Regions from separate parts of the Mus musculus genome. Here all the other regions are linked to region 2. A link is a loop called in an ENCODE intact Hi-C map of the cell type or tissue named here. Cell type or tissue: left cerebral cortex. All regions are shown on one strand.

Evidence for each region. Peaks named below come from ENCODE experiments on the same cell type or tissue, not always from the same donor. Only the 100,000 strongest peaks of a DNase experiment are listed, where the experiment ranks them.
Region 1: it touches region 2 in a loop (2.0-fold over the local background); 2 of 42 quality-filtered maps call a loop at or near these places.
Region 3: it touches region 2 in a loop (2.1-fold over the local background); 12 of 42 quality-filtered maps call a loop at or near these places.

The regions. Positions count from the first base shown.
Region 1 is chr9:100,997,662-101,005,661 of GRCm38, reverse strand. It overlaps Pccb (propionyl Coenzyme A carboxylase, beta polypeptide), which reads left to right. Exons shown (of 15, transcript NM_025835.3): 7 at 6,389-6,497. Among named protein-coding and RNA genes, the nearest start is that of Pccb, 33 kb to the left of the region's middle. In left cerebral cortex, CTCF peaks have their summits at 1,741 (motif pointing left) and 3,401 (motif pointing right); a DNase peak (open chromatin) is centred at 7,043.
Region 2 is chr9:100,541,967-100,549,966 of GRCm38, reverse strand. Nck1 (non-catalytic region of tyrosine kinase adaptor protein 1) reads left to right here and starts at 3,833. Exons shown (of 4, transcript NM_010878.3): 1 at 3,833-3,972. Gm46139 reads right to left here. Exons shown (of 2, transcript XM_017313741.1): 2 at 1-4,510. The coding sequence ends at 3,863. It also overlaps a transcript of Slc35g2 not described here. In left cerebral cortex, CTCF peaks have their summits at 1,461 (motif pointing left), 3,258 and 4,103 (motif pointing left); DNase peaks (open chromatin) are centred at 3,112, 3,760 and 5,032; H3K4me3 peaks cover 2,280 bases; H3K27ac peaks cover 1,606 bases.
Region 3 is chr9:100,920,047-100,928,046 of GRCm38, reverse strand. It overlaps Stag1 (stromal antigen 1), which reads right to left. Exons shown (of 34, transcript NM_009282.4): 23 at 1-24. Among named protein-coding and RNA genes, the nearest start is that of Pccb, 110 kb to the left of the region's middle. In left cerebral cortex, no CTCF peak of the experiment used is centred here; no DNase peak of the experiment used is centred here.

The DNA of each region.
Region 1 (8,000 bases), 460 kb before region 2:
TAGCCCTTGTAGCTTGAAAACCCTTGCTTCAGAACACTACACTATAGCGACCATGGAGGGGGGGACTTTAGGGGTATTCTGCAAATGTGTGCCCTGAGTCCAAGCGCTACCAGGGCAGCTTCGGTGTTCATTATGAGTGGCTGCTGAGGGGCCAGTGCTAATGTGGAGGAACCCCACCTCATGTACTGTAGTGTCCGAATCGGGGAAGTTTTCACAGCCCCTGGTTAAGGGGGTCCCCACTCTGTGTATCTAGCGTGGAAGCTGCACACTGCCCTGGTGCCACTGGGGCTGCCCTGAGCAGTTTAAGACTTAGAAACGAGCTGCCCAATAGCTTCTCCCTGACCTCTGGGGTGGCATGAGAAGGGCACTATCAGCTTTTGAGGAGGAAGCTGTGCCCTTGGGGTCCTGTGGGAAGCCACATGCACCGTTGCAGAGTGGCGCTGGCTACTGCTGGCAAGTTTGGGCAAACAACCAATGTGTACATATTGCAGTAAAGTTTTTTGCCAAGACACTGCCTGGCCCAGGCATGATAATGAGGTTCTGAGAGAATAACCAATCAGATGAGGAACATGCAAATGAGGTATAGTGCATAACCAATCCGGGTGTGAGACACGCCTCTCCTAGGCCTATATAAGCAGCACCAGTTCTGGGCTTGGGGTCTCTTCGCCTCTGTGATCAAGCTCTCCCAATAAACGTGTGCAGAAGGATCCTGTTGTGGCGTCTTACTTGCTGGCAAGTGGGGCGTCCCACAGGGTCCCATCTTACTTTGGCCTTTTTGGAATCGGGGGAGTTACTGTCTTCAAGTACTTTATCCTCTCAACAGTCACCACCCTCTCTGGCCGACTAGTCTCTCTGTCTTGCCCCTGTTAGTCTCAAGGTCTCAGGCTAGATCTGAGATGTCCCATGTTAGGTCTCTAGGTCTCAGGCTGGCCTGAGATGTCCATAAATGATCCCAGACTGGGCCAATAGGAAGATTTCTGGTGGCTAGATAAAGGCCAGCACACCTCAGGAACTCGTGAAACTAGTTCCAATCTGTCCTAAAAGGTCATTTCTCTTCTGACAGAAGGGACATATGGCTCTACTGAAATATACCTGTGGCTGCAGAGCAAAGCCCAGGTCGGCCTCCAGCCTCCCTCAGTCCCTGCTCACAGTACTTGTCATACATTTCACAGTCCCTACCCTGAGTGCTCTCAGCTCAGACCCCCACTCTCTTTATGTCTCCCACTTGTTCCTCTACTTGTTATGCCCCCCATTCTCTATGCTCCCCAGTCATGTCCCCTACTCTATATGTCCCTGTCTTAGTTAGGGCTTTGCTGCTGTGCACAGACACCATGATCTAAGCAACTCTTGTAAGGACAACATTTACTTGGGACTGGCTTACAGGTTCAGAGGTTCAGTCCAGTATCATCAAGGTGGGATCATGGCAGCCTGCAGGCAGCAATGGTGTAGGAGGGACTGAGAGTTCTACATCTTCATCTGAAGGCTGCTAGTGGAAGGCTGACTTCCAGGCAGCTAGGATGAGTGTCTTAAGCCCACATCCACAGTGACACACCTACTCCAGCAGGGATACCTTCTAATAGTGCCGCGCCCTAGGCCAAGCATATACACACCATCACAAGGCTGAAGAGGTGGCCCAGCAATTAAGAGCACTGGCTGCTCTTCCAGAGGTCCTGAGTTCAATTCCCAGCAACCACATGGTGGCCCACAACCATTTATAAAAGGATCTGGTGCCCTCTTCTGGCATGCAGGTGTACATGCAGCACAGAAATCATCCATATAAAATAGACAAAATACACACCATCACAGTCCCCCACTGTTTATGTCCCCCACTCTGTATGTCCTCTACTTTTTATGTCCTCCAGACTTTATCTTCCCACTCTGTATGTCCCCCACACCTGCTATTCTCACTATCCTTTCCTGTAATTTGAAGTAAATTTTGCCTAAAATCAGTACATCTAATTCTTTTGGCAATTGTTGGCCAGATAAATCTTTCTCCATACCTTCAAAGTGGGAATTAAAAAAAAAACCCATAAACATATGTAATTGAATCTTATCGGTATGTTTTGAAATTCTTTACAACAAAAAATTTAAAAGATAGCTTTTTTTTTTTTTTTTTGATTGTTTTGCTTTTTTTGCTTATTTGCTGTCTGTCTGTGCGTTGCTCTCAGAAACCAGAAGAGGGCATCAGATCCCTAGATTTGGAGTTACAGATGGTTGCGAGCTGCCCCACGTGAGCACTGGGACCCAAACCCAGGTACTCTGAAAGAGCAGCCAGAGATTTTTAACTGCTGAGCCATCTCTCCTGTGTTTTAGACGTTTTTAATCCCAACCTGGAGTTCCTACCCTGCTTTAGATTATTTAGTTCCCAGATAGGCCTTAATCAGCACTAGAGCTGGGCGGATATCTACCCTCTATGCTGTTAAGATAAATTTTCCTATCTATAACTCTGAGTTATTATTTGCTATGTTTCAGCTGAGCTGCTCTTAACTCTAACTGGCGTGCTTTCTGGGCTGCTTATCATGGTTTCTCTCTCCTCCCCACCCCCACCCTTTGTGGTCCTCCTCCAATCCTAATCTAGGGAACCCTAGACCCCGCCTATGTCTCTTCTGCCCCGCTATTGGCTGTCGGTATCTGTATTCACCAATCAGAAATAACTTGAGGAGCAAGGTCACATAACATCACTTGGTTTTAAGTGGGGACTCTCATTTCTGGGGCAACCAGGTCTTGGGGGCGGTGCTTAGCATCATAATACATAGCAAAAGACCAAACCTCGTGCAGGGCGTGGTGGCACACGCCTTTAACCCCAGCACTTGGGAGGCAGAGGCAGGCAGATTTCTGAGTTCGAGGCCAGCCTGGTCTACAAAGTGAGTTCCAGGACAGCCAGGGCTATACAGAGAAACCCTGTCTCGAAAAACCAAAAAAAAAAAAAAAAAAGACCAAACCTCAACACTCCGGCCCCATAAAGACAGCTTCTTACCCCGAAGTCCAGGTTGTTTGCAAACTTAAGAACTTTGAATTTAGCCTCTCAGGGCTGGGGTTAAAAAGTCTGTACCACTGTGTTACCGGTGACTGAGGTTCATAGCTTCTTAGGCAAGAATAAAATAATGGCTCACACAGATTAACAAAATAGTAATGTAACGTCACTCAAAGCAAAGATACAGACCAGAAATACACGGTTAAGATTGACAGAGGACTGTGGGAGTGGAGGTACTGAAGACCTCCATAATTGTTTGGGCTTTGATGGGGTTCAAGGGAAGGAGGAGTGTGTTTCCTAAGGCGTATAGTTTGGGTGGTTCTTCATTTTAAAAACTTTTAAGAAGGTTTATTTTATTTTATATGTGTGTATACTTTGCCTGCATGTATGTCTGTGCACAGCATGCATGTAGTACTTAGGGTGGCCAGAAGAGGGCATCAGCTACCCTAGAACTGTGCTCTTAACCACCTACCCTCTCCATTGCCTGGTTTTCTGTTTTAATTAACAAATATAGTTCCATTTTCAGAAGGCATATACCTTCTGATAATGCATTTGATTTTAATCATGTGCACGACAAATTATGCAGAGGCGTAAGATGGTAAATGGGAGATTCCTCCCTAGGCAAACACGATTGCCTTCGTGTGCATGTATCCACAGATCTCCATCTCCATCTTTTTTCTCTTTTCTTTTCCTTTTTAGATAGGGTTTCTCTGTGTAGCCCTAGCTGTCCTGGAACTCACTCTGTAGACCAGGCTGGCCTTGAACTCAGAAATCTGCCTGCCTCTGCCTCCCAAGTGCTGGGATTAAAGGTGTGCACCACCACTGCCCGGCTAGTTCTTTTCTTTTTAAAATTATTATCAATAGTATTCTATGAACACTTACAAATCAGTGCGTATGTAGTGGGAAAGGCCTTACTGGTATGATTCTAAACAAGGACACAACATAGAAGATACATAGACACTTACACACTTTGTCACATTGCATGTTTTTCTGTTATCTCCCTAGGTAAATTCATATTCCAGCAAGAGCCTTAGAGCTGTTGATGCATTTTAATGAGGAACATCTTTATAAACAAGAACAGGAAAAAGTACTCAGAGAGCTAATGATCTTCAATGTTAACTCATAATTGCAGCTTTAAGTGAAAGGCCGTCCGTATCTATTGGTGTCTTTTCATTGTCCCTTGGGTATACTGTAAGAAGCAACGTTTGACTTTAAAGGGTCAGCCTTGGATATGTATTAATGAGATCACTGGTGCATGGCAGTTGGCCTCGTTATCAAGCAAAATCAAACTGACAGCAGTACTTGCTTTTACTAGTGTGGGCATCCCTGGATAGATTGGGATGATCAACTGCTCTAAAGCCTATACCAAGTGGGCCATGGTGATGCAGGACTTTAATCCCATCACTCAGGAGGCAGAGGCAGGTGAATCTCTTGTGAGTTTAAGGCCAGTCTGGTCTACAGAGGGAGTTTCAGGATAGCCAGGTCTAAACAGAGAAACCCATCTCAATAAACAAACAAAAATAATTCATAATCAATTTAAATGTACCTGCAGATGGGAATATTCAGTCTGAAAAATTCAAGTGTTCTCCTTTTAAGTATTTACTTTGGATTTTATTTTATTTTATTTTAGATAGGGTCTTACTATGTAGCCTAGCCCTGGCTTTCCTGGAACTCACTATGTAGACCAGACTGGCCTTGAACTCAGAGATTACCCTTGTCTCTGGCTCAAGTGCTGGGCTTAAAGGCATGTACTACCATGCCCAGCTTGGTCTTCTTAAATATATCAGAGCTTATAACCTAGAGAACATTAAACATAAAACAGCAACAACAACAAAAAAACAAAAACAAAAAACAACAACAACAAACAAACAAAACACCAGACATTTAAAGAGGTAATATCAGACTATTCTTTTTTCTTAGTTTGTCAATGTCAGTGGAGAGAACTAACACACACGAGCGAGTACATGGGCACACACACACACACACACACACACACACACCATCCATTAACAACACAGACAGAAAAATACTAACTGATGATTTGGATAGGGGATTTATTGCAGGATTGCTTATTTAGTAAGAGACTAGAAATTTGAGTGGTCACTTAAATTATGCCAAACTGTGGCAATTAGTTATGGAAAATCTACAGTATTCGTGGATTCTTAAGATAGTATATATTTTGTTTTTAAAAATAAGGAAAATTTGGTTGAAAATAATATGCGCAGGACATGGCTACAAAGAATTGTGTCAAAAGAAAAATGTTTGTAAGAGAAAATATGTTGGACTTATCGAATGTCTCTGGGAAGACAGATGAGGGCCTGAAGTGGCCGCTTCTCAGGGTGGAGTTTGAAGAGTTGGATTCATTTTCCATTGCCTCCACTTCTGTGTGAACAAACGTTTTACCTGAAGTAGAAGCTGCATAGGAAAGTCTGGTACAGTGGTGCACACCTGTAATCCTAGCATTTACGAGGCAGAGGCAGGATGATCTAGAGGTTGAGGTCAGTGTGGGCTTCATAACCAGTCAGAACCTCAGCCTCTCAGTCAGTTGTCTGTCTGTCTGTCTGTCTGTCTGTCTGTCTGTTTCTCTCTGTCCTCCTTCCCTTCCTTTCCCCGCTGCCCCCTCAGTCATACCAGAACACTGGCTAATGGGTTTTTACAGAAGCAGTCTCACTTAAGGTCTCACTGTACCGTCTTTGTGCCTCAGTTTCTTCATGGAAGTGTGGTCTTGTAGGAGTTTTTAAAAGTTTTAATGACAGAATCCTGGGAAGAGCTGCAAGATAAGCACATAGTATATGAACTCCCAAGTCAGGGCGACCTGTGACCCTAGGTTTGCCACACTGCAGGTTAACATACTGAGACTGAAGCAGACAGCAGTGCTCTTCTGAGAACAGCGTGTGTCTTAGTCAGTATTCTGTTGCTGTGAAGAGATACCATGACCACAGCAACTCTTATAAAAGAAAGCATTTAATTAGGGCTTGCTTACAGTTTCAGGGATTTAGTCCATGGCCATTATCCAGGGAGCACGGCAACATCCAGACATGGTGCTGAAGACGGAGCTACATCACGATCCACGGGCAGGAGGAAGAGAGAGACTCTGGCCTCAGCAAGGGCTTTTGACTCCTCAGAGCTCACTCCCAGTGACACATTTTCTCCAACATAGCCACACCTCCTAATCCTTTCAAACAGTGCTACTCTCTGGTGACCAAGTATTCAAATCTGTGAGTCCCTGGGGGCCATTCTCATTTAAACCATCACCCTGTGGCTCAGAAAGCAAGTCCTCAGCCTGTGGGCATCTAGAGTCCCAGCCTCTTCCTGCCACTCTCCTCTGTCTCCTCCCCTGCATTTGTGGTCTTGGTGCGTGAGCTCTGAGTAGCTACGTGACTTGACTTTGACACTGTGGACATCTGATTTCAGGACACATCTTACCTGTTTATCACTGGCCCTGAAGTTGTGAAGTCTGTTACCAATGAGGATGTCACTCAAGAGCAGCTGGGTGGTGCCAAGACCCACACCACTGTGTCAGGTGAGAGGTGTGACCGTCACCTTCCTTCTCTCCGCATTGCCGGGCAGAGTGGTGAAAGTTTTTTTTTTTTTAAAGATTTATTTATTATATGTTAGTACACTGTAGCTGTCTTCAGACACTCCAGAAGAGGGCATCAGATCTTGTTATAGATGGTTGTGAGCCACCATGTGGTTGCTGGGATTTAAACTCCGGACCTTCAGAAGAGCAGTCAGGTGCTCTTACCCACTGAGCCATCTCACCAGCCCGAAAGTTAGTTTTTAAAAACTACCACTTCTCTGACAGCACTTACCTAGGAAGACGGTGATTTACACCCACAGAAGTGGTGGGCAGATTGCAGTCTCAGACTTAAGTGGTAGGCTATTACTAATATCCCACACTCGTACCCCTGGGCTGCTCACGTGCTAGGCTAGCAATTCTCTGCAGTCTCTCATCTGTAAAGTGATATTGGGACTGTCTGGGTGGTCATAAGTAGGTGTGATTTATAAACTTTCAGCAGAACTTGCAAAGGAATGTTCTGGGATGCTATCTTGGGACTTTTACTTTTGGCTTTGAGGAAAACGTTATTTCAGTCACACCCTACTGCACACTGAGGATTCTAGCTGCCGGAAGTATGTGCAGTCGTGAGCCAACTTTATTTCTGGGTGTCTTAGAGTTTTACTTATGTGAACAGACACCATGACCAAGGTTAACCCTTACAAAGACAACATTTACTTGGGGCTGGCTTTACAGGGTCAGAGGCCCAGTCCATTATCATCAAGGTGGGAGCATCCAGGCAGGCATGGTGCAGGAGGAGCTGAGAGTTCTACATCTTCATCTGAAGGCTGCTAGGAGAAGACTGACTTCCAGGCAGCTAGGATGAGGGTCTCAAAAACCACACCCATAGTGACACACCTACTCCAACAGGGTCACACTTAATTGTCCCACTTCCTAGGCCAAACACATCCAAACCACCAAACTGTGTATTTGCTAATTTGGGACAGTTCATATAAGTGGGGTCATACAACAATGCTGTCATTTAAATTTGTTCATAGTGTATATTTATTGTACCAAATGTTTCCATATCTACATTTTTGTATGTGTCTATTGGGTACTCTGTTCATATCTATCCCATTTCCCTCTCTTGTCTCTCTTTATTGATTTTTTTTTTCTCTTCTCAGACTGTCTCTTGTCAGCTCCCATGCCGGTCATGTGTGTGTGTACACTACATTTTGTGTGAATGTGACAAAGGGGACACGCACAGTATCACTGTTGGGGGTTGGGGGGCAACTGATGGGAATTGGTTCTCTCCTTTTACATGTGGGCCCTCGGATCAAGCTCAGATTGTCTGATTTGGTCACAAGTGGCTTTTCTTGTTGAGTCATCTCAGTGACCCATGGTATATGTTTTTTGAAAGTCTAGGTTCCACAGAAAACATTTTTTTTTAAAGGGGGATGGGCACAGAAGGGGAGGTATGGGGAAATGATATAATTATATTTTCAAATTTAAAAAGTGTTAGTCTTTTGT
Region 2 (8,000 bases):
ACTATATACCCATGCTGGCTTTGAACCTGGGGTGATCCTCCCAATAATGGGGTGACAGGCATGAGCCACCAAACCTGGCGTCAGTTTTTTCAGTCCATTAACACATAATCCTAAATTTCCTCCATTGTGGTAAAATGTGATTTCTGTTTTTCTGAATAAAATGTTTCTAAATTATCTCCAAACAAATCCAAATCCATTAGCAAGGTAGCCAGCGTTGGGAAGTGTTGATACTTAAGATTTTCAGGGATTACTAGACATTAGATATCAACAGACATTATGCAAACTGAGCCAGACATAGAGCTATAAGCCTGTAATCTCAGTGTCTTAGAAAGCTGAGGCAGGATGCTCCTAAATTTGAGGCCAGCTTGGGAGATTCAGTAAGACCCTGGGCAGCATATGTCCACATATGTAATCTTGGGTGTAACCTGCTAAGGGTGAGCATAGACATCGTTGGGAACAAGCTAGAGAAACTCATTCTAAGGATTTCATTTTCAGACTCCATTTCATTTTCAGACTCCATTCGACTATACAGAGAAACTAAATTCCAGGTCCCAGGTCCCAGGGGAGCTGGGGATTCCCAGTAGCTGAACAGCTTCTGTCGTAAGGAAACAGTTGCCTGAGTCCAGACATCTCAAGGACAACTTCTCCATCTTGTCGGCAGCGTCAAACAAGTTCCTGTTCCCAGGCCCAGGGACCAACTCCAGTCCTGATGGATGGACACTCCCTTGTTCAATCCTTATGTCAAAGTATGATTGGACAACGGTATGGCCTACCCTGCTCCCCCTTGCTCTATGGCTTAATGTGAATGAAATTTCTTTAATATAAATGTGGCTGTGAATTAATCTGGTGACTGTATTTATTTATGTTATGCTAGTCCCCAGTAACTTCACAGAGAAATCAAGATTTATTTAAAACTACGCCTCATTACCCATAGTTAAGTGATCTATCCTAAACTTCTGCGCTAATGTGGCTACCTCCCAGCCCCATCCCGTGATAATGACCCAGCTCTTCAGACCCCTTCTTCATGGCTCCACTTCCTCCATCCTGCTGCTGATCTGAATCTCCCTCTCTCCCTCTCTCCTTCCTCTGGCTGGTGGGTGCGACTGTCTTTTCTACCCAGCCACTGGGTGATCAGCATTTATTGACAAGGCACAGAATAAGAACTGTTTTACACACAAACCTGAGACAGGAGATTCTTGGTATAAGCATTACAATGCTGTGTCTGGACTGAAACAAGGTATGAGGGCAGAGAAATCAGCATTTGATTAACACAGTGTATAAAAACATTATGCCTACAGTTTTATCCTTTTTAAAAAATTTTTATGCTGTACAATGTCCTTTCAGGGTCATAGTTCAGCTCCTGTCACTGTGGTCTTTAGAAGACGAGTTGGGTTCCTAGCACCCACTCGCAACTAACAACTGTCTGGTATTTCAGTTCCAGAATTTGGTGCCCTCTTCTGGTCTCTGAGGGAACTGCATGTAAGCAAAACCCATCACACATAAAAGAAAGTTGGTTTTTTTTTTTTTTTGAATTGCTACTTGCTTCTCAGTAGAAACAAGAGCTAGAAAACATCAGAATGATCTACTGAAAAAGTACTGAAAAACAACTCTTTAGTGAAACAACTCTTTCTCATTTCTTGTAGGATAAACTCTAAGGACCTCAGCTTTCCTAACACATTGCTTCAAATCTAGCCACTGTCTGCTCCATCAACATTACTATAATTGCTTAATGTCTTTAGACTTGGTAACTCCCTCCCAAGCCCTTCTTTTTGCTCAAATAGTCTTACTACACATTTCCCTCTCATTGTGGCTTAATGCCCATCTGTCCCTACATACAACTGTTGATATGGTTAGCACAGAAATAATACAGGTTGGTTTAAATCTCAATATCTGACACTGGTGTGGACTCAAGATCTGCAGTGCCTATTTTAGCACCTTCCATACAAGGTAGACTCTTTCCTATAACAGCATAACTATACTAAATCCAGAAGTTAAGTTTATTTAGTAGGGCCCACTAATGTTTACACTTCAATATCAAGTCTGTGATAACTTCTTGATAGCAGATAGGTAGGATTTTCTTCCTCCTAAACATTACTGTATGATAGGGACACTAAACTAGGTCATTCTAACTATATAAGCTGTCAATAGCTTACTGGGAAAGGTCTTAAGATATGGAGGATTCTTATTTCCTTTATTACCCCAAATATCCTCCTTTGGAGTTAATGGGGGTCAGCTGCCTGTATGTTTTTGCTTTTGAGATAGCATCTCTCTATGTAGCCTTGACTGTCCTAGGATTTGCTACATAAACCAGGGTGGCCTTGAACTTGCAGAACTTGAACCTGTCTCTGCATATATATATATATATATATATATTTGTCTTTTTGTTTTTTGAGACAGGGTTTCTCTGGGTAGCCCTGGCTGTCCTGGAACTCACACTCAATCTGTAGACCAGGCTGGCCTCGATCCACCTGCTTCTGCATGCATCACCCCCTTCTCTTCGGTATGTATGTTTTTAAATATATAATTTGCATTACTTACTTTTGATACTAACAATAGGCAGAGTATCCTTTCCCCAGTTTTATGTTCTACTTTTCTCAACTAAACTCAGGATTAAAAGGGGCTACAGGTAACTTGTATTTTACCTAGGGCAGGCCACCCATGTATTTATTAACATGCAATTAAGTTAAAAGCAGAAAACAACTTTTTAGGATTTACAGGTAGGGCTTGTAGTATAGCTAAAGGAAGGGGCTGAGATTCAGTGATTAAGAGCGCTGGTCTTCCAAGGGGCCTGAGTTTGATTCCCAGCACCCACAGGGTGGTTCAAAACCATCTGTAACTCCAGTTCCAGAAGATCCTATACCCTCATTTGACCTCCATGGGCAGCAAAATTATACACAAGTATAACACAAGTACACCAAACACTCGAACACACAAAGAATAAAAATGAATTTTTAAAAGATGAAAGGAAGCTGTATTAATTCCTCGATTGTTGAGGATGATGTGCTAGGCACGAGGTGGGCGTGGGTGAAACAGTTCTTTTAATAGACTTTGCAATCTAGGTATATGGGTGCAGCTACGCTGGAGGCAAAAACTCGTGTTTCCATAAAATTACCTAACCTAGAATGTTTCTTTTAGGTGCCACACCCACACTAAGCAACAAAGGTGATTGGGAAATAGTGAGGCAGGTTATGAGTCGCTGTAAGGCAAGTTAGGAAGGAGAGCCGATTTATTGATGCCTTCCTTGGCAGGTGGCTGGGACTGTGCCACTGCCATACTCACCCCTAGGGCAGAAGTAACTGTCCTTTTCACAGGACTGGAAGCCGGGAATGAAGGCTACCCACGCGCCAGGGCACTCGGAAGTTGCTCGCAAAGCTTATTTTGGTTGTGGTTTTCATTAACAAACATCTTACATTTTTCCCCCGAGGCTTCATTTTCTTTGTCGCTCCCTGTCCCTAAGATCTGCAGCTGGTCGGCCCTTTCAGATGCAGGCACCAGAGTAGTCTGGGTTGAACTCGGGACCGCTGTTCGACATTAATGAGCGATTTAAAATGAATGACAGGTTTTAGTAGCAGTGGGAGAGGCGGAAAGTAAGCAGCCACCGAGGAGGCTAGGGGAGAACAGGGCGGTGGGGCCCGGCGCTCCTCACCTTCTGTCCAAAGGCCGCGCAGTCTCAGCTCAGGGACCACTCAGGGCCCGCGCTTGATTGACAAGCCCGCTCGCCCAATCCCGGAGCGGCGCATTCCGCTGAAGCGTCAGGGGCGGGCGCAGGAGGCGATGGAGCCTATTAGATTGGGCGTGGAGCGGGTTTCCTGCCCGCAACGGTCCGCCCACCGGTTGCGCGCGCCCCGCCCCTCTCCGAGAGCTACGCGGCGGCGCAGCACAGGCCTCGTGCGGTAACGGCATCCGGGCAGCCGCGGTGGCGTCCCGGTGCGGTCCTCAGGTGACTGGAGCCGAGGGCTCGGCGGAGGGAAGGTGAGACGGCCTCGCTCGCGTGCGGACACACGCACAGTCCTTTCGGTCTCCCGGTCGGTCCGCTCTGCCTGCTAGTCTCTAGTCGCTTCCTCTTTCCCCGGCGAAGTTGGCCCGGGGGCGCCGTCTGCTGGCGGCGGAGCGGAGCGGAGGGGGCGGGGAGGCCGCTCGGCGGAGCTCGGGTGTCCGCGGTGCAGCCCGGTGACCCCGCGGCCTCTGGCCTGAGCTGCGAGCGCCGGTCGGGGAGGCGGGCAGGCAAGTGTGCGGCGCGCTGCCTCGGCGGTTCTCCGCAGAAAGCCCTGTCGGCGGTCTGTGTCGGTGTCCGAGGCCGGGACGGTAGGCTGGCAGGAAGGGCGCTCTCACCTCCAGCCGCCAGCCTGAGGAAGCCGAGAGGGGGGACATCCTCGGGGCGCGCCCTCCCCTCCCCCTCCCGTTCCGGAGCAGGAGAGATGTGGGTGTCCGGGGGCTGTTGAGGTGGGGTTGGTCCAGGAAAAGCAGTCCTCTGGGTTGGTTTCGTACTGTTGTCGTACGGGTTTCCGTGCTAGGTCGGTTCAGTGTTAACAGCTGGGTTGGAAGGAAGCTGGTTTTTTGTTCAGGGTTGAGGACCGTAACATGACCGGTTAACGTCGAGCCGAGCTGAAGTCACCCGAAGAAAAATACTGCCCTTAGTTAGGAAAGAATTCACAGGAGTTAGGAAAGAACGAGATGAAGAAAACTTCCTGACCCCATCTTGGGTGGGGAGCAGTGAGAATCCAGGGTTCGGCCAAAAAAACGGGTCAAGTTTTGCAAGAAGCGTTCCATTTTCAAAAGCTTTGGTAGCTTGATGATGATCAATCAGCCTTAACGGTTTCTTAAGCACCTGGAAATCAATTGTGTGCTTTCAGCCTTTAGCGACGTCACAACATGAACAGAGAAATAGTCCAAGGAGAAAGTTTTGATTGATCATTTTCAGTCTTGTTTTTAAATAGATATTCTCTTCACATCGTGATAGTTAAGTCAAAGCGTATGCGTTGGTTGATTAGTACTTTTTTTTCATCGTGGCCACATGTGGTGCTTTCTCTGGGAAAACTTCTGTAGGAATTGGCTAGAGTAACTAAAGCGTACATTGTGTTGATGTCTCCGCTGTATGTATGAGCATTATGTTTGAAAAGATTTGCCTCCCCAGCAAGCATTTTAAATTGTTTAGGTTTCCAAGCCCAACAGATCCGTGTATTAATAAGTCGACACGTTAATGTATTGCCTTATTAAACATTGAGTGATAGTTTATGCTGCTGATTTTCTAATTTGAGAACTTCGTTCTAGAGTTCAAGGCTTGTTGTGATTATTATTGTAAATAAATTCCTTCTCAGGAGAACTTGAAAAAAAATGAATTAACTCTGGCAATGTGGAAGAATGGATGCTTTCAATGCCAGAAAATCAAATGATTATTTCACTGTTAAGTAAAATTGGAGGAAACGTGAACTGAGCATTTAACAAATCCAACAGTTTGACGACAATTTGACAGGCCTGCCTGATTCTCACTTTAACCTATCAAGGAAATAGAACTTCAAAGTCTTCCCTTCACAACTGATGCCCCACGCCTCCAAGCTGTCTTTCATTAGCGATACATTAGTAGCATGCTTTCAGGAACCCAGACATAAACCTTAACATTGTACTGTTTTTTTGTAGTTGTTTTCTTTAAAAAAAAAATCTTACCTTTGTATTCTTATATATTGTTTTTCAGTTTCTGAACTACTCAGTAACTCTAACTGGATTTTCTGCCTGGAGGATCTCAAATGTGTTCTGCCTGTGCTGATCTTAAAATAATACTTTGAACATATTTTTCACTGTTTAGACACTAGTAATATCTTTCCTCTAGATTCCAGTCTTTTAAGGGTTTATTTTTATTTTATGTGTTTTGTAGTGTTTTGTACGACATGTGCTGTGGACTCTGGGGACAGAACAGAGATCCTCTGCAAGAGCTCTTAACCACTGAGCCATCTGTCCTAATACAGAAACATTCTCTGCAAACTACTAACTTTGCAAAGGAAAAGTTCGCTAAGCTTTCCTTCTTCCTTAATTTCCTTCCTCCCTTCCCCGCCCTCTCTTCTCTTTCCCTCTCCTGTCTCTTTTGCCTTCCCTCAGTTTTGGGGTGAGACCAATGGCTTCTCATAAACCTTTGAGGTGTATCATCAGTCTAAAGTTCTATTTTTTAAAAAAGTGATTGGTTATTATATTTTCTACACCCAGAGTCAGGACAGCTTGTGAGGGGTCAGTTCTCTGTCCCCCACAGAGGTCCCATGAAGTGAACTCAGGTTTTTAGGCTTGGCTGTAGGTACCTTTAACTACAGAGGCATCTTGACACCCATCCAGAGTTACATTGTTTTACATATTGTTAAACATTTTTAAAAAGTGTGTGCTTGTATGTATGTTGAGGGCATGATATGTGCACAAGAGGCAGGTGCCTGAAAAGGGAGGCCAGGAGAAAGTGTCAGATACTTACAGGGGGTCACAAGCCTCCTGTTGTAGGGAATCAGCCTTGGATCTTTTGCAAGAACCATACTTGAATTTAACTGGAGACATCTTTCCAGTCCCTAGAAATTTAATTGTGATTTGAGTGAAGGTTGTCAAGATTTTCTGTTACCTATGTTAAACTGAGTCTTTGTTTGTTTGTTTCGCACGCCCTCTTTCTTTTTAAGTTAGCGCACAGAGCGGTGTGTTTTGTGATGACATTTGCTTGTGTAGTTATTGCTGTGCTTTTTTCTTAAACATCCTTTCCCCAGCTGACTTTTTTTTTCCCCTTGCTTTTTAATTTTATATGGATTTGTGTCATGATATCATGGAACGTTGTTGAAACACTGGAATCTAGCCTTTTGTTTTCTAGATTGAGAACGTGAAATCCATGCTAAATATCTACTGACATGTCCACATCTTGATGTTGGGGCAGAGCTGAGACTCAAAGTCATCTTATTCAAGTGTCATGTGTTCTTTATGATACCATATTATTACCTTGTGCAATATGTAATTTTCATTTTGTGTTTTCCCCCTAGAGATCCAACACTTTTATTTTGAGGTGGGCTCTCAAATCGTTGCTCTAAATTGTTGCTCAAATTTTGTTCTAATGTGATCTTCCATCTCCTGATTTCAGCCTCCCAGTAGCTGGGATTCCGGGCATATGACCTTTTAATTTGTATTTTTCAGACTCCATATATTAGAAGTGTTAACAAATTCAATTGTCTGTGTAGTTGAGTCCTGTAGCCCCCTAAGAAGTGTAAGATGGTGCTAGGGATGTAGCTCCGTGATGGACAGAGGGAGTTTGGATCCTCAGCACCTAAGAGGAAAGACAGTGAATGGCTGCCTTTCAGGTTTTACTGTTAGAATTTATTTTCCTTGTCTTATTTGGTAAAAAGAATGACTCTTTGGGGGATTTGAAAGGATATTGCAATGGTTTGGTGGGAGCTTGGAGGGTTTATCATGTATCTAAATGTTATGAGTTAACTAAATGTTCTTTTCTGGGTGTTAAAACAGTAACACTTTCACATTTTGTCTGTCAAGAATCAGTTTTGCAGTCTGCTTGTGTTAAACACATTGTAAAAATCACTTTCCATTTTGTAGAGTTAGAGCTTTTTATTTTTTTAACTCTAAAGTTTGTTAATAAAAGCAGTGTTGGGTTGCCTATAATGAGTTCAGTGGTACAAGACAGCACAGAAAACTGCCAGGTAAAGGTTTTCTGAGTCTTTTTGCCTATCCTCCCTTTTTTTGTGTGTGTTAAAAGGTTTCACTGTATAGCCCTGGTTGAGCTGAAACTTACTAGGTAGACCAGGCTGGCCTCAGATTCACAAAACATCCTCCTGTCTCTGCCTCCCAGGTACTGGGTTTGAAGGTGTACTTTACCAGGCCTCACTGAGTGCTTCCTTTTTTGATCTGAAAAAGATTAGAAGCTTTTTTTTTTTTTTTTTTCCAGATATGTTTTGGTTGGTTAGTATGGCTTGTTTTTTTATTTGTTTAAAATAAACTGCCAAATCCTAGAACTCAGACTGAGGCAGGAGAAT
Region 3 (8,000 bases), 380 kb before region 2:
TTTCCTCAATACCAACAAATCCTCCTGTAAAACACATTCAAATATGCAAACATGAATAACCACATCCCAGAAAACCGATCCAAGAAATAATAAGCAGAAAATAGTCCAACTTGTTTATTATAAAGGAAACCAGAGAATTAAACTCATTATTGGGAACCAATTAGTACAGTTATTTCCTACTTATTGAACATAATAGAAAGGGTAGAGAACCTAACATTATTATACATCCAGTCTTAGTTAATGAAATGTGAGGTGAATATTCAGATTTCCTTTTATAAGTGTAGATTTATCTATGCAGATCTTAAAATTGTTAGCTCTATAACACACAATGTAGCAATGTACCAGTAAGATGATGTAATGTGAGACTAAAGAAATGGCTCTGTGGTTAAGAGCATGTACTGCTTTCCAAGGACCAAGGGACAGCTCCCAGCACCCATACTGCACAGCTCCCAGCTACCTGTCCCAGTTGCAGGAGGTCCAACGCCTTCCCAGGCACTTGCACTCACAGGCACACATCTACCAGACATACATGCAGACACGTAACTGGAATAGTGATTAAACATTCAAAGTGATGAAGTGCAGCAGCACACTGAAAAGACAGTAACAAGTCAGCAAGAAATATATCTCCTATTTTCAATGTAGTGCTTGCTATGTTGTGAGGGAGGACTATGTGACTTAATTCTAAGTTTGGAGATAAACATGATTTCTCATTAGACAAGTCTGATACTATTCTACACATGGTAATATTGAAAAGTATGAAGATAAATGTTATTTTCTTCTTGTTTTTAAGGTATTTTTTCTGTTTGTTTGGTGTGTGTGAATGTGTGTCCATGCCAAGGCAGAGAACGATTTGCCGAACTCAGATTTTACTTCCACACTGTGTGTTCCAAGGCTGAACTCAGATCATTGGGCTCTGCATCAAGTACCCTTTACCTTCAGGACCCCCTTTCTTTCTCTTAAGGCAGGGTCTTCTTATGTAGCCCTGTAGCCCTGGCTGTTCTGGAACTCACCACCTAGACCAGGATGGCTGAGAACTCATAGTGAGCTGACTACCTCTGCCTCCTGAGTGGGATTTAAAGACATTTGTTACCAAACTTGGCTTCTCCTTTAAAATAAATTCACTCCCCACCTTCTTCGGTACTAAAGACTGAACTTTGAGCTTTGAAAAGAAAAGGAAATTTATCCAGCACCCAAGAGATAAAGCCCTGTTAATAAGAAGCCACCAGGGAAAACTCTGCAAAGTTCTCTGCTAAACTGGCTCCTCCAAAGCCAGTGTCCAGGGTAAAAAGGTCCCTGCAAAGAAACAAGAAGGCACGCAAAGGGAAAAGCCAGCGCTGGCAAGCCCGGGAACAGCCTTTCTCTCTCTGCCTCTTGGTTGTGTTTCAAGATGTGAGTTCTCAGCTACTGTTCCAGCACCATGCCTGCCTGCAGAAAATGAAGATGCCAAAACAAACCAGGAACAGATAGCTAAAGATGCCAAGTGAAATGTGTTCATTTTTAATAGTTGCTTACTGTTTAAAATACTATTTTTTTAATCAAGGTTTATAAAATTGCTGATAGTCTCTTCTCTCAGAAGACAGCAATGATAGGCTCCTGTCTACAAGCACAACATGGCACCAGTAATAGTGTCAGGGTTTGGTGCCTGCTCATGGGATGGATCCCAAGTTGGGCCAGTCACTGGGTGATCTTTCCTTCAATCTCTGCTCCATTTTTGTCCCTGCATTTCTTTTAGACAGGAACAATTCTGGATCAAAAATTTTGAAGGTAGGTTGGTGACCCCATCCCTCTACTGTTTGTCTACTGGAGGCAGTTTACTCAGGTTTCATCTCTGCACTGTTGGGTAGTTTGGCTAAGGTCACCACCAGGGAGTCCTGGGAGTCTCTCACATTTCAGGGCTTTGAGGCTTTCTAGAGGTTCCTCCCTCCCCACCACCCACAGCTGCATATTTCCATTCACTTTCCTGGGCCTCTGGATTCTTTCCTATCTCCCCCCACCCCCATACATGATTCTGATCCCTACTTCCCCTCCCTCTCTTTGCCTCCTGTGATTATTTTGTTCCCTTTTCTGAGTGGGACTGAAGCATGCAGACAGGAGCCTAGCAAGGCTGTCCTCTGAGAGGCTCTACCAGCAGCTGACTGAGACAGATGTAGCTACAGCCAACCACTGGACTGAGGTTGGAGACCTCTATGGAAGAGCTAGGGGAAGGATTTAAGGAGCTGAAGGGGATGGCAACCCCGTAGGAAGACAACAGTATCAACTAACCTGGACCCTTGGGAGCTCCTAGAGACTAAGCCCACCAATCAATGAGCATATATTGCTGGTCTGGGGCACATATGTAGCAGTGGATTGTTTTGTCTGGCCTCCATGGGAGAGGATTGACTAATCCTGTAGAGACTTGATACCTCAGGGAAGGGGGATGTGGGAGGGAGGTGTGTGTGTGTGTGGGGGGGAAGGTAAATGGGGGAGGGGAGAAGCACCCTTTAAGGGACCTATCATGACCACACTCCAGAAGATCCAACAAGCAGCTCAAAGAGTCAGATGTAGATATTTGCATTCAACCAATGGACAGAAGCAGCTGACTCCTGTTGTTTAATTAGGGAAGGCTGAGAGAAGCTGACCAGAAGGGCAATTCTGAGGAAGACCAGCAGTCTCAATTAATCTGGACCCCTGAGATCTCTCAAACACTGGACTACCAAACAGACAGCATACACCAGCTGATATGAGGCCCCCAACATACATACAGTAGAGGACTGCCAGGTCTGTGTTCATTCAGAGATGATGCACCCACCCTCAAGAGACTGGAGGCTCCAGGGAAATTAGAGGCTGGGTGGGGTGGGGGTGGGAAATAAAATATGGAGTGTGAAAAAAAAAACCTCTGCACTTTGTAAAGTGAAATGACATTTTTGTGTGTGATAATGAGTTGATTAATATTAGGCTGGTATTCCATAAGCACCACCTTTAAGCTACTCACTGAAAGGACAAGGTATAATTCATGTTAGGCCTTTAGAAACCTTTCTTCCTTATAGTTTTGAACAATATTCTAAATACTTATCCTTATCCCTACAGATAAATGCAGTGCAACAGGTGGAGAAATCCACAACTGGTCAAAATGCATAGAATAAATGAGAGTATGGGGTACCCCACTGATACATTTGCAATGAAACCCTTACATCTATCACTCGGGGAAAATCATGGAAGAAGGGGAGGAACGAATATAACAGCCAAAAGCACAGGGTCCATGCTGTCAAGATGTCTTCTTTATTTATTGTTACATGTTATACATATGTATATATGCACATATGTATATAACATATTGAGATTTTTTTTTTAGCCTTTCTTGTTTATACATATGCCCAAACTCATCACTCAGGATTGAACAAGTTGTCCTAGGGCTTATCAGTGGAAGAAAGTGATTCTCCTTCTCTCCATCTTGTCTCTAGACGAATAGCTATAGCTCTTCATCTAGGGACCATGTAGGATTTCTCTTGTCTGCTTTAGCATGTGAACTGGTGGTGGCATTATACTGGTCTTGTTCAAGCAGCCACTGTTGAAAGTTCCTGGGTGCATCGTCTGTCACTATCTAATAACCAAACTTTTTCTTCCAATTCCATGGAGTGGGAAGCTAATGTTTGGGTTGAGTGCCAATGATGAAATGAAGCATGTTTATGTAATGAAGTTTCCAAAGTAACTCAAAAGGACAGGTTTCAAGGAGCTTCTAGAAAGATAAACACTGTATCTTAGAGATCAGAGTTTCTCTGGTGTTCATCTGTATCCAGTGTATTGTTGTTACTATATATCACAGGGTGTGCTCACTATGTAACATATAGAATGCAAGGAGTGATTATGGGAAACCAGATGTGGTTTAAATGAGAATGGCCCCCATAGGCTAATATATTTGAATGCAAAGTCTCTAGTTAATAGAACTGTTTTGGAAAGCTTAGGTGCTCTGTTGGAGAAGTGTCACTGGGGGCAGGCGTGGAGGCACCTTTCAAGTCTCTCTCTCTCCCGCTTCCTCCCTCCCTCTCTTTCTCTCTCTGCCTCTTGGTCTTGTTTCAAGATGTGAGCTCTCAGCTACTGTTCCAGCACCATGCCTGCCTTTCTGCTGCCATGCTCCCTGCTGTGATAGTTATGGATTCTAACCCTCTAAAACTCTAAGTCTCCAACTATTTCATAAGTCATGAAAACTACCTCAAACTACCTTAGTCATGGTATGTTATCCCAGAAATAGAAAAAAAAAAAAAAAAACAACAAAAACTAAGATACCAGATTCACAGCAGTTTAATCAGAAGTGTGGGTTAAAACAATCTGGAGCTGTCAACAGAAGTGAGCCCTCAATTTACAGCATCCATTTCCAGGTAGTATCAGAACTGATACTATCAGCTGATGTGCACTAAAGAAACAAAATTTCTAGAAGGGTTTTTCCTTTTCTATTCCTCCCACTTCTGGGTCACAGAAATACATAGGAGAAACACAAATTGTTTTTCTTCTTCCTCAATATTCTTACATTTGGTGGTAGTAACAGAATAGCCTTGACTCATGAACACATGAAGTTTAGGAAAAAAATATGAAAAAGTAGATAGAGGATGAGGAACATTTGGTTAGATGACTACATATTTACTCATGGTATGATCAAAACTTCATTTGTGTTACAAATGGCTATTAAATATAACTGCTGTCAATGGAACTCAAAGATGGGATAGACCCAGCTTCCTAGATCATTCATTAGGTATACATAGAAATGCAAAATAAGAACTAAACATAATAACTTGGTCATTACCTTTAAAATCCAAAATAAAAGGGAAAAGGAAGTGTACTTGGTTTGCATCAAGGACCTGATGCTGGATGGACCATACTTAGATGTCAACTTGTCTCAGTTCAGGTCAGTGATATCAAATCCGTTTCCTTTTTCACAAAGGGGAAAATTATTGCAGGATAATACCTGCAATAACCCCTGATTACCAAGAAAGTACTCAATGTTAGTTAGGGGAAGGCATAACAGAGAAACAGAGACCTGTGGGATTCAATGTGGAGGAACTACTTTATTTTGAAGACCCGAGGAGCTCTTATTAGAACACACCTTGATAATACTCATCAGGGTCAGTATGTCTGGTTTTAAATGCTGTGGAGTGGAAGGCTAAGTGTGGATTAATGCAGCTTATGAGGCAGCAATCACAAATAACTGTGCTCTACCTAAACTCACAAAATAGTATTCCCGAAGCAATGGTAAAACAGATAAAAGCCATTGTCAAGTCTGTTTTCTCTGAGAAGCATAACTGTACAACTACCAATATACCAATATAGGAAGGTGGATAGTTTAAACTTAGGGGCTGGCAAGACGGCTCATCAGGCACTAGTTACTGCCTGTGGTGCAAGCCTAATGAGCTGAGTTCAATCCCTGGAGCCCACACAAGGTGGAAGGAGAGAGCCACCATTTGTGGCCTCACATATTCACACTTGTCATGTACATACAATCATAATAAGTTCTAAAAATTTTAAACTTAAAAATAATTAAGGGATGAGGATTAAAGGGCATGAGCTTGCTGGTTTCTGTTACTATCTAAAAGCTAATGCATCTATGACCCAGGAACTCTAACGTGACTATTGTTGTTCCAAAAGACACCTGGACTTTTCCTGTACTATAAAAAGATGTAGGAAGCTAAAATCAAATAGACAGGAAAATGTATTCATTGTTAGAACCAAAACGAGAGACTTAAAATGCACAAACCTCTGGTGGAATCACCATGCCTGACCTAAAGCTTTACTACAGAGCAATTGTGATAAAAACTGCATGGTACTGGTATAGAGACAGACAAGTGGACCAATGGAATAGAATTGAAGACCCAGAAATGAACCCACACACCTATGGTCACTTGATCTTCGACAAGGGAGCCAAAACCATCCAGTGGAAGAAAGACAGCATTTTCAACAATTGGTGCTGGCACAACTGGTTGTTATCATGTAGAAGAATGCGAATCGATCCATACTTATCTCCTTGTACTAAGGTCAAATCTAAGTGGATCAAGGAACTTCACATAAAACCAGAGACACTGAAACTTATAGAGGAGAAAGTGGGGAAAAGCCTTGAAGATATGGGCACAGGGGAAAAATTCCTGAACAGAACAGCAATGGCTTGTGCTGTAAGATCGAGAATTGACAAATGGGACCTAATGAAACTCCAAAGTTTCTGCAAGGCAAAAGACACTGTCTATAAGACAAAAAGACCACCAACAGACTGGGAAAGGATCTTTACCTATCCTAAATCAGATAGGGGACTAATATCCAACATATATAAAGAACTCAAGAAGGTGGACCTCAGAAAATCAAATAACCCCCTTAAAAAATGGGGCTCAGAACTGAACAAAGAATTCTCACCTGAGGAATACCGAATGGCAGAGAAGCACCTGAAAAAATGTTCAACATCCTTAATCATCAGGGAAATGCAAATCAAAACAACCCTGAGATTCCACCTCACACCAGTGAGAATGGCTAAGATCAAAAATTCAGGTGACAGCAGATGCTGGCGAGGATGTGGAGAAAGAGGAACACTCCTCCATTGTTGGTGGGATTGCAGGCTTGTACAACCACTCTGGAAATCAGTCTGGCGGTTCCTCAGAAAATTGGACATAGTACTACCGGAGGATCCAGCAATACCTCTCCTGGGCATATATCCAGAAGAAGCCCCAACTGGTAATAAGGACACATGCTCCACTATGTTCATAGCAGCCTTATTTATAATAGCCAGAAACTGGAAAGAACCCAGATGCCCCTCAACAGAGGAATGGATACAGAAAATGTGGTACATCTACACAATGGAGTACTACTCAGCTATTAAAAAGAATGAATTTATGAAATTCCTAGCCAAATGGATGGACCTGGAGCGCATCATCCTGAGTGAGGTAACACAATCACAAAGGAACTCACACAATATGTACTCACTGATAAGTGGATACTAGCCCAAAACCTAGGATACCCACGATATAAGATACAATTTCCTAAACACATGAAACTCAAGAAAAATGAAGACTGAAGTGTGGACACTATGCCCCTCCTTAGAAGTGGGAACAAAACACCCATGGAAGGAGTTACAGAAACAAAGTATGGAGCTGAGATGAAAGGATGGACCATGTAGAGACTGCCATATCCAGGGATCCACCCCATAATCAGCTTCCAAATGCTGACACCATTGCATACACTAGCAAGATTTTACTGAAAGGACCCAGATGTAGCTGTCTCTTGTGAGACTATGCCGGGGCCTAGCAAACACAGAAGTGGATGCTCACAGTCAGCTAATGGATGGATCACAGGGCTCCCAATGGAGGAGCTAGAGAAAGTACCCAAGGAGCTAAAGGGATCTTCAACCCTATAGGTGGAAGAACATTATGAACTAACCAGTACCCCTGAGCTCTTGACTCTAGCTGCATATGTATCAAAAGATGGCCTAGTCGGCCATCACTGGAAAGAGAGGCCGCCCATTGGACACGCAGACTTTGTGTGCCCCGGTACAGGGGAACGCCAGGGCCAAAGGGGGGGAGTGGGTGGGTAGGGGAGTGGGGGTGGGTGGGTAAGGGGGACTTTTGGTATAGCATTGGAAATGTAAATGAGCTAAATACCTAATAAAAAAAAATGAAAAAAAAAATGCACAAATTATCTCAATTAAGATGGAGGCATGAATTTACCACATTGTACCTCAATCTTGTACTAGCCACTGGGCATGTTTATACTGCAGATAATTCATCTTTTATTATGGCAGACGAAAACAATGATAAGAACTGAGATTTAAAATCAACAAATTAATATGTACTATTAACTAAAATACTCAATCTAGTTGCCCCCGAAACGTTACAAGCAGTTAATATCTTTCTTGTCCTCTATGTTAGAAAACTGGAGCTTAAGATGAGGCAACTTACTTATTTTGTCACCAGCAGCTAGAATGAACCAATATTTAAAAATTTAGTATTTAACTCAAAAGATCATCCCTTATACCCAACAATACATACATA